2 separate regions of the Homo sapiens genome follow, and region 2 is linked to region 1. Evidence: chromatin contacts called from ENCODE Hi-C or POLR2A ChIA-PET data. All regions are on one chromosome and are shown on one strand. Each heading gives the region's core, a stretch centred on a gene start or an enhancer-like site at or near the end of the contact. The rest is flanking DNA. Distances are from core to core; before and after follow the strand shown.

The links. Hi-C counts contacts between places; a loop is a spot of excess contacts on that map. ChIA-PET counts read pairs that join two places held with the same protein, here RNA polymerase II (POLR2A). Pooled maps may share reads with other maps.
Region 2: a loop to region 1 is called in a pooled map, with 5 times the contacts of the local background. The contact joins two enhancer-like sites. A Hi-C loop is called at or near these places in 1 of 168 maps with a recorded cell type or tissue (CD4-positive, alpha-beta T cell) and 10 of 50 pooled maps. POLR2A ChIA-PET finds 5 or more read pairs at or near these places in 2 of 52 experiments (CD4-positive, alpha-beta T cell and activated CD4-positive, alpha-beta T cell).

What each region holds. Positions count from the first base shown.
Region 1 is chr2:198,002,769-198,007,279 of GRCh38, forward strand. The region is part of intron 1 of PLCL1 (phospholipase C like 1 (inactive)); the gene reads left to right. Among named protein-coding and RNA genes, the nearest start is that of PLCL1, 200 kb to the left of the region's middle. RefSeq lists an enhancer at 2,560-2,749. Within about 2 kb of position 2,648, at least 2 of the 41 ENCODE cell types and tissues checked have a DNase peak (open chromatin) inside an H3K27ac peak, as active enhancers do.
Region 2 is chr2:197,836,636-197,841,146 of GRCh38, forward strand. The region is part of intron 1 of PLCL1 (phospholipase C like 1 (inactive)); the gene reads left to right. Among named protein-coding and RNA genes, the nearest start is that of PLCL1, 34 kb to the left of the region's middle. Within about 2 kb of position 1,561, at least 5 of the 41 ENCODE cell types and tissues checked have a DNase peak (open chromatin) inside an H3K27ac peak, as active enhancers do.

The DNA.
Region 1 (4,511 bases), core at 1,398-3,897:
TGAGGGTCTGTCCATCCTTGTGGGACCTGTATTCTGCAGGCAGGTACCATAAGGTACTGCTGTAGGCCAGCATCATTCTGAGTGAGCATCTGTTTTGTTTGGTTGCTCTTCTACCATGCACTTTGTTAAACATTTGGTCATCATCCTGCTTAAGGGAAGCCCATATTTGCAATCATTTGTCAGGATTTCCAGCCCTCTATGTGAACTATGTTACCATTTCTAAGCAATTAACTTCTGGAAGCTACCTGCTCTCATTGGTCCCTAAGGAGTAGATGGATGTACTGTCCGCCCTTCTAGATTTAGAGGTTGTTAGATACTCTGTATTTATACTAGATGCTAAATGAACTACACAGAATCATAAGAAATTCATAAGAAAACTTTAGCAATCACAATTTTTTAACTAATAATGTGAGTTTTTAAATAATAGACATAATTCTTAATGTAAACTTCTACTAAGACTACTTTACAATTTTTTTTAATATCTTAAAAAACAAGGGGCACTTCTTGCCATTTTGTGCTAACTTAGTCTTTATTGGTTGAACTAGTGCTAGGCAAGGAAGGAATTAGCTATAGGGAGCAGGGAAGACAGATCTAAACAGTTCTGCACTTATGAGCATATTAGTGAATAATAGAGATGCTCCTTATGGAACCCAGGCATGAAAACCATCCTTGGACCTGTCACATCTTGGAATTATGTGCTGGACTCTTGTATTGGTTCGTTGACTTTAGTTGTAGTTTAGGAAGTGATAGCCAGAAACTTGAACTCTTGCTTCTAGCTTTTAGACCTTCTACTTAAGACAGAAGAACTATGTATTTCACCTCGTCTAACTTCTAGTATTTCAGATAATTTCTTCTCAGATACTTTTTTTTGGCTCAACCTATGCTTAATATTTTTAGCTAATGCTCACTCTGTCATCATTAAAGTGGTTTGCAGAAGAATATATGGCCTACGCAGAAGAATATATGGTCTATGCAAATAACTTCTCACTGTACATTCTCTATACAGACCTATACAAATATTTTCATAAAACTTCTGAGCTGGAGGTGGAACTATTACAAAGTGTTGTGGTTGAAAAAGGTTGATGGATTGAGGTTATTCCTCAAGACCTCTTTCCACCACAAAACTGAATATCCTAATTAGAGAATCCATTAGAAGGAACTTGACCAAGTCTGTGGCTTAATTTATGCCTCAAAGTGAAGTGATTAATATTATTCAATGCATGCATAGGACCAGAAATTCTTATTTGAATAAGTTATTCAACTTATAGGGTAATTAAAAACTGAAAGTAAACTGTCATTTCACTGCTATATTCCTATATATTAAATTAAACTTTAAACATTATTTAAGGATTCAATGTAATATATTTAGCTTTTTTTTTTAAAAGCAAGTCTGGAAGCTGGGCCAATTTCTACAAATGTTCTGCTCAGTAGCTAGCCTTTTGTGGAAACTCAATAGATCTTAAACACTTGGTTCATTTAAATTACTCTTCTTTTTGCTTTCAGGAAAGATTGAGAAGAGTTACAGGGAAGTTTAGTGGATTAGTCATTCAGTTCCTTGATGGATCACTTGCATGTGCCAATGCCAGGGAACATTTAACTGATTAAAACATTCTGAATGAATTTGTCATTTGGGGGTACTCTTTGAATGAATATCTTTATTGCATTGACTGTGTCCTACTGATATGACTTAGGCTTACTTCCAACATTAATTCTAAAGAGGCTCTGGCTAACTTATCTGTAGAATGTGTGTCCAAGTCAAGTTCGTGATGTATTTGGTTAAAAAAAACTTTGTGGCTCTTGAAAGAAATACAAAGATTTAGTAGTCAGTATTGTTTATAAAGTCTAGGGTGGTCATATTTAAATAATAAATCTAAGAATTAGATGAGTACTGTTACACATTTTTGTTAATAAATCTTAAATACTGGAAAGAATAGACTTAAGAAAAATATTCCAACATTGAAAACCTAAGTATCTAAACATATTTCAGTCTCATATGCCAAAAAATATGAAATTATAGCATTTTTGGTCAGGATAAACGCCTCCTGCATCTTTTTGTATAAGAAGTATTTTGAATGAAAATAGACTTGCCATGTCAGACTATTTGAAATTTAAGTTCTGTTTTCAATTTTAGGTTCTTAAAAAGGTCCAACTTAGCCAATGAACATAAAAGTGCTTACTGCTAATTTAGCTGCTGCTGCAGAACATGAAAGGAAATCATGAGGCCATTAACACATCTAGAAATAGTCATTTTCTAGCTTTCGGTTCCTAAGATAGCTTAGTGAAAATAAAATATTCAGACAAGGCAGGGTAGGGAGGTGAGTTTTTAAAGGATTTTCTTTTTAAACTTTCCTTCCTTCCACCCTCGCTCCCTCACTTCCACCCTCCTTTATTTCTCCTTCTTTATGTGTGTTAACTTAGAACTTCACTTCAAGATTTTCCGAGTGCTAAGTGATAGGGGCAGTGAGATATACGCTTTATCTCCCTGCATAGGCAATGAGTAAAAAAGATGTGAAATTATGGCAAATTCACCAGCAGATTTCAAAGGTGAAAATGCCCTTCTTGTACCAGGGTTAATATGATCTCCAGCCATCCATTCACAGATCATGCTCACTCTGTTGATGGCAAAGGAAAGTTCTCTTTGAGGCCTTGAAATGGAAACTGCACATCGTGCCTGGAAAGTCCCTCCAGGCTAGTGTTCAAGAAGTCTTTCTTTCACACTTCAGTTTCTTCATTGCATTATATTTACTGACTGCCTACCCTATGTTAGACCCTGTGTTAGGTCCTGCAGTCCTGTTCACAAGGATATTATAGTCTTGAGGGGAAGGCAGACATTCATTAAAGACTCACCTCAGTGTTGACGGGCAGACTGCAATAAAAAAGTATGCGGCACTGTGAATGTGTAACAGGTGTGGGCGGTGGTCAGGGAAGGCTGAGACTGGTTAACTGGGCAGAGGCAAAGGGTTGCAGGCAACTCGCCTGAGGTGGAGAGGCAAGGCTGGTGACAGGGGCAGGGAGGCCGTGGACAGCCGATATCACAAAAGGCGGTGCTGAAAGATGCAAGGGGACTGAGGACTTCTTTTTAGCTGAGCAAACAGTGCACATTTCTTCCACTCAGACTTTTCCTTTTCTAATTAAAAAAATGGGGACATCCACATCTTGATAACACAGTTAATGTGTGAATATAATAACTGCTTAATAAATCCTTGTTGAAATAGGAATGCTGATTAAGGCACTTAGGCCAGCAGCTGAAGGAGGCTTAATATATTCAGAGATGATTCCTAGGTATCTAGAAAAGGATATTTTAAGCTAAGAGAAAAGAGGGACAGTTCACCAGTTTCTTCCCTTCTAGGGAAACAACATAAAAGGACTGGAGTTGTTAAAAGACAGGGTGAGAAGTCTGTTGACATAAAACATGAGAAAATGAAGTTTGTGATGTTTTGATGCAGAAGTAAGTTATCATTATTGTTGAGTGATAATGGCATTAATTTTCTGAAGATGGGCAGCTCCTTTCATCCCATTTAATGTGTATGTGTGTGGGCATGTGTGCTTGCATACCTAAGGCTAAATTAATTTTTGGTACAATAGGGTAGGGTTGCTAGATTTGGTAAATGGAAATACAAGGCATCAAGATAAATTTGAATTTCAGGTAAAGGAAGTATAACTTTTGGAGTATATATATATGTCCCAAATGCCCTACCAGAGTGGAATTTTCCTCTTAAGAACTCTGGAGGCGTGTTGCCTCATTTCCCCCATGTTTTTAGTCATTGCATGTATAATGTTTATATTTATGTTTATTCGCAGTTTATTTTTGCCACATATATTTTTAGAATCTAAATTTTCCCAATAGTCTGGAACCTTTGGTGGGTGTACATAATGTGATGAAGGATTCTCTTCCTGGAGAGGCTGCTGATATATAGCCAAGATTCTGTCTTTGTGCTCTGGGCTTCTGTCTCTGTAGTGTTAATATTTCAAGAATGAGACTAGAGCATTTTTCTTACTTTAGTGCCCTTTGGAGCAACAGAAAGCTGCCTTTGCTGCAAAGGACCCTGTGGAATGATTGTTGATCTGCCTTCTAGAAACTGAGCTGTGCCCAAAACCTTTTACCAGTTTCTAAAGGCACCTGCTTTCATTTTCCTAGGAAGGTTCTTTAGGTGAGCGATAGTCACCCCTATATCTCTGCAATACCAAGTGAGCAGCTTGTTGTGTGTAGATACCATGAAATAGAAACAGATTCATGAAGATAAGATTAGAAGGTAATCTTTAGATTACAGAAACAGATTCATGAAAATAAGGATTAGAAGTTGTGAATGAAAACAACTGTTGCTTTGGATGGCTGGATTTAAAAATGTTCCTCAATATTGATGATGTGGTATTTTAATTAAAAAATAGGATCAGATCATGACACATAGAAGAAGCTATAATATGCACAATGATCTGCTTTTCCAGGAAATGAGTATCTTTGGGGATCAGCATTGAGCTCACTACACATGATAAAAAATAAAACTCATTGG
Region 2 (4,511 bases), core at 311-2,810, 170 kb before region 1:
AATCAAGTTATGCAAATTAATGAAATTCCTATATTGTTAAGTTACATATTTTACTATTTCCAATGTATTGATTGAAAAATATTTACTGGGCAATTTCTCTTTTTTTAGAGATGGGTTCTCTGTTGCTCAGGCTGGAGTGCAGTGACATGATCATGGCTCACTGTTGCCTGGACTGCCTAAGCTTAAGGGATCCTCCTACAGGCACAGTCTACCACAGATAGCTTATTTTTTTAAAGTTGTTTTTGTTGAGATGGAAGTCTTGCTGTGTTGCCCGGGCTGGTGTTGAACTCCTAAACTCAAGTGATCCTCCTGCCTTGGCCTCCCAAAGTGCTGGGATTATAGGTATGAGCCACTGTGCCTGGCTTTATTGAGCAGATTCTGTCAAGTATTAAGTATCAGTTTTTGTGAGAGATTAAAAAAAATCTAAATCATGATTTCTTCCCTGAAAGAATTTAGAGTCTCCTTGGAAAGGGAGGCCACTTGTGCATTAAAGTTTAAGGTTGCGGTTCAGAAGGTCAGAGTCATGGGGTTTGTGAGACTAATGACGAGTTAGGCTTTGAGGTGAAGATGGGATATCCTAATTTAAATGAGACTCTGGATCTCAGGACAAAAGACTGGCATGCTATCCAACATAAAGGGTTTTATATGCATTAATGATAAAAGCAGATGTTGGTACAATTTGTAAACTTTGCTCCCTAAATAGTAAGTATATTTTAAATATTCTACAAAATAATCAAGTTTGACAATAGTTTTCAGTTGCTACCTCTTTCTGTGGTCTCTGTCTGCTTAGCCGTTTTCTTGAAATCAGTGGCTTCTTAAAGGAAGAAGGACATCAGGAGTATGTTAGAATTGCGCCTCAAGATCAGCTGACTTCAGGTCATATATCTTCACCACTTTCTCCAGAGAAGATAGATATCAAAAATCCAACTTGGCTAAGCTAAGGATGGGAACTGAAGGATGAAGGATGGAGAGCCGGGATTGGGCCAGGCCTGTAGAAAGGCATCTAGTTATGACTGGCGGGTGACCCACTGAATCAACTAAGTGAGTGGATTGGTTTCAGTGCACAAAGTTAGTGTGTAAAATTGTTAACTAAAATTAGGTTTCTGGAAAAATTTTGGGATTTTATTACAAAAGCTATGTTAATCCTTAATTATCATAGGAATCATTTGGTGCATATTGAAAGTAGAAGAAGATATGCATCCAGTTAGAATATTATGCAATTTAGCATCACCAGGGAAGCGAAACAGCAGCATTTGTTTGAAATTGGGGGCTCCTTTTTTCCAATTACATTTTTCAAAGATTGCTATAAACTGTGATTTTTTTTTCAAAGAACAAATAGTCATTCCTATATTGAATTCAGCTGTGTGTTTAATAATTTTTACATTCTAAAATTTGTATGTGGTGTATAAAGTTTCTTTCCTCAGCAGCTGAAATTGATAGGTTAAGCTAAAGATGAAAATATCTAGCATTTGCTCTCGGCTTGAAGGGAGCGGCATGTTTCTCAGGAAGCTCTCGCCTGGGAGCTCAGTTTGTTTGAGTTCTGTTATTTCTAGTGATGCTAGCTAATCATCTTTTAGAGTTTCAGTTTCCCTTTGGCTATGTCAAGAGGTCGAGTGTTATAAACTGCCTTATGCTTTCCTCACTTAGATGGGAGGGCCCATGTAATTCTGCTTTCGAAGAGCATTTAGCTTCTCCAAAGAAAAACACTTAACCAACTAATGAATCATAAGAGTTCTAAATGCTTTTCTTAGTAATATCTCAGTTTTACTCTGTAGTGGCAGAAAAATTTAGACAGCTATGATTTCCTCAGTTTTAGTGTTGGAGAAGACTAAGGCTGGGATTTTTCAGGAAATGAATGATGTTTTAACTTGAAAAGTACTGGATCACAAAGAACATAACATGCGGTATGCTTTCAGTTTCTTTTAGAAAAAAAATCATGAATTGAAAAAGTTTTAATAGCTTTCCATGTATGCTAGGTATTTCTATACCATTCTGGAGACACTAATCAAAGGAAATATAAACACATATATCACAAAGGATTGAAATTTGACTTTAAGAGGGTGAGTGGCAATGGAGCTCCTCGATACACTTCCCGTTTCACAGGGGAAGAGATGGGAATTTGCAGAAAAACTGACTTAGTTCTGCCTGGATGTGTCAAGCCCATGAGCCAGAGCTGGTCACCATCCTGACCCACAGTAGAATCAGTGGTTCAGTTGTAATTTTCTCTCTGATTTATCTAAAGAGATCACTGTTAAGAATTCTGTTAGGAACCTGCTTTATCTTAGAAATATGACAATGAGTAAAATTGTGAAATTTTTACACTGTTTTGGTGCATATGCATTTATGTTGAATACTATTCAATGGAAAAGTATTGCCTTATATATCTGCTCTGTTCAGTTTTTGAATCTTTCATGCCGTTGTCAACTTTTACAAAAGAAGAATTTAATACCACATTATTTCTTCTTACATCTATTTTTGAAAAGCAGTTATTCTCAACACTACCCTAAATATTTAAAAAGAAAAACATTTCACTAACACAAGATTTTGCTATTTGATATCTCCCTGTCAAATCTGAACAGGGTACCTTTACAAAAATCTTTGAAAACAACCTTTAGAAATAGTCTGGAATCAGTTTATGTCAAACAAATGTATGCTCTAAATCAGCAGTCCCCAACCTTTTCAGCATCAGGGACTGGTTGCATGGAAGACTATTTTTCCAAGGGAAGGGGGGATTGTTTCAGGATGAAATTTCCACTTCAGATCATCAGGCGTTAGTTATTTTCTCATAAGGGGCATGCAACCTAGGTCCCTCACATGTGCAGTTCACAATAAGATTCGAGCTCCTGTGAGAATCTAATGCTGCCACTGGTCTGACAGGAGGTGGAGCTCAGTTGTTAATGCTCAGTTGCTCACCTGCAGCTCACCTTCTGCTGTGCCGTGCAGTTTCTGATGGGCCACAGACTGACACCGGTCCGTAGCCATGGGATTGGGGACCCCTCTTCTAAATAATAATTCTAACAAGCCACCTTAATATTCAATTCAAGAATGCAGTCCATGATCAAGTAAAATGTTGTTAGAAGAAACAGGTTTCATATTTCATATCTCCAGAGAGTCTTTAAGACCATTAGACTATTCAGCAAAATTATCCATATATGATTTTTATTTTTTGCTTCCCATTAGCCAAACCCACATATATTATTATTACTTTTTTAAAAACTGCATTAGTATGTTCTAAAGCTTCCTTTTCATTTCTTTTGTGGTTTTAATCTTTGGAGAGTGAGCTAGAAATACCCATTAGAGATGAATTCTAGGAAAATAAATGTAAGCAGTAACTCTGGCTCAATTTATTTTTCTTCTCTACAAGAACTGTTTAAAACCTGGCAGTGGAAGACTATTCTCTTGTCTACCAAGTATTATAGTAGGAAGTGCAAGGTCATCTCTAAATATAAAAGATTCTATGTTTCTAAGGAAAGAGTGTATCTTAAGAAGGGTAAATGAAATAGTTGGCTAGAGGGAAAGGGAAATTTCCTTATTTCACCCTGAAACTTGGCAGCATTTCTGAAACAGAGCTTGAAGCTTTGAGATGAATTAAAAAGAGTTTGTTTCACCTTCTATGGAAGCTCTTTTGCACCCAATTTACTTTTCCCCTGTCTGGTCAGGAAGGCACTTCATCATTAGAGATTTTGTAAAACTTCATCGGTTGATTAAAATGCAGATAGCATGCCTCTCGGTGAGAAAATAATTTTAATATTGTCAGTTTTAGAAATCTGCCTACATAAAACATACGTGAGAAAAAATGTGTTTTCAAACCTGAATTTTTATGTAGGCTTGTTCACTAACTTCTCCATTTCATCATCAGAAGCTCACCCTTTCAAGCTACTTCGCTTTGTGTGTTGTGGGGAGACTGAGGGTGGGTAAGGCATTTTGGCACGACTCAAACTGGTCCATTTTATTTCAAATAAGTCCTGATGAAAGGGCAAATCCTACTCTCAGCATAATCTTCTTTAGAAATAGGAGGAATAAATGCTCCTAAAATGAATGCATAGTAAGGAAGGGCAGGGCAGATGCCATGATCTGGGTGCAACTCTTAAGCTGATGTGTGGCCCAATGATCCTCATACGTGGAAGCCGAATGGACCATAGCACCCTAGCTTCCTTTATAGTCCCCTTTGTTTGGTTTTATCAGTTGAGGGAGATGGCCTACTTCTTTGCCATGTGAGTAAACAACAGAATGCAACTAATCTTCTAGTGGAAGATCATGGAAAAAGCTGCTACCTATGACTATAGAAGTACATTTCAAAATTTGGTGTAAGTCAGAAATAAAGTCCTGGAAAGTAGTTAAATTTCTTCAACACTTCAGGGCTAACTTTTTTTTAAGTTCATAAACTTTACTTTTTAGAGAAGTTTTAGATTTACAGAAAATTTGAGCAGAAAGTACAGAGAATTCCCATATACTCCTCATATCCAACCCACCGCAGTTTCCCCTATAATTAATGTCTTGCATTAGTGTGA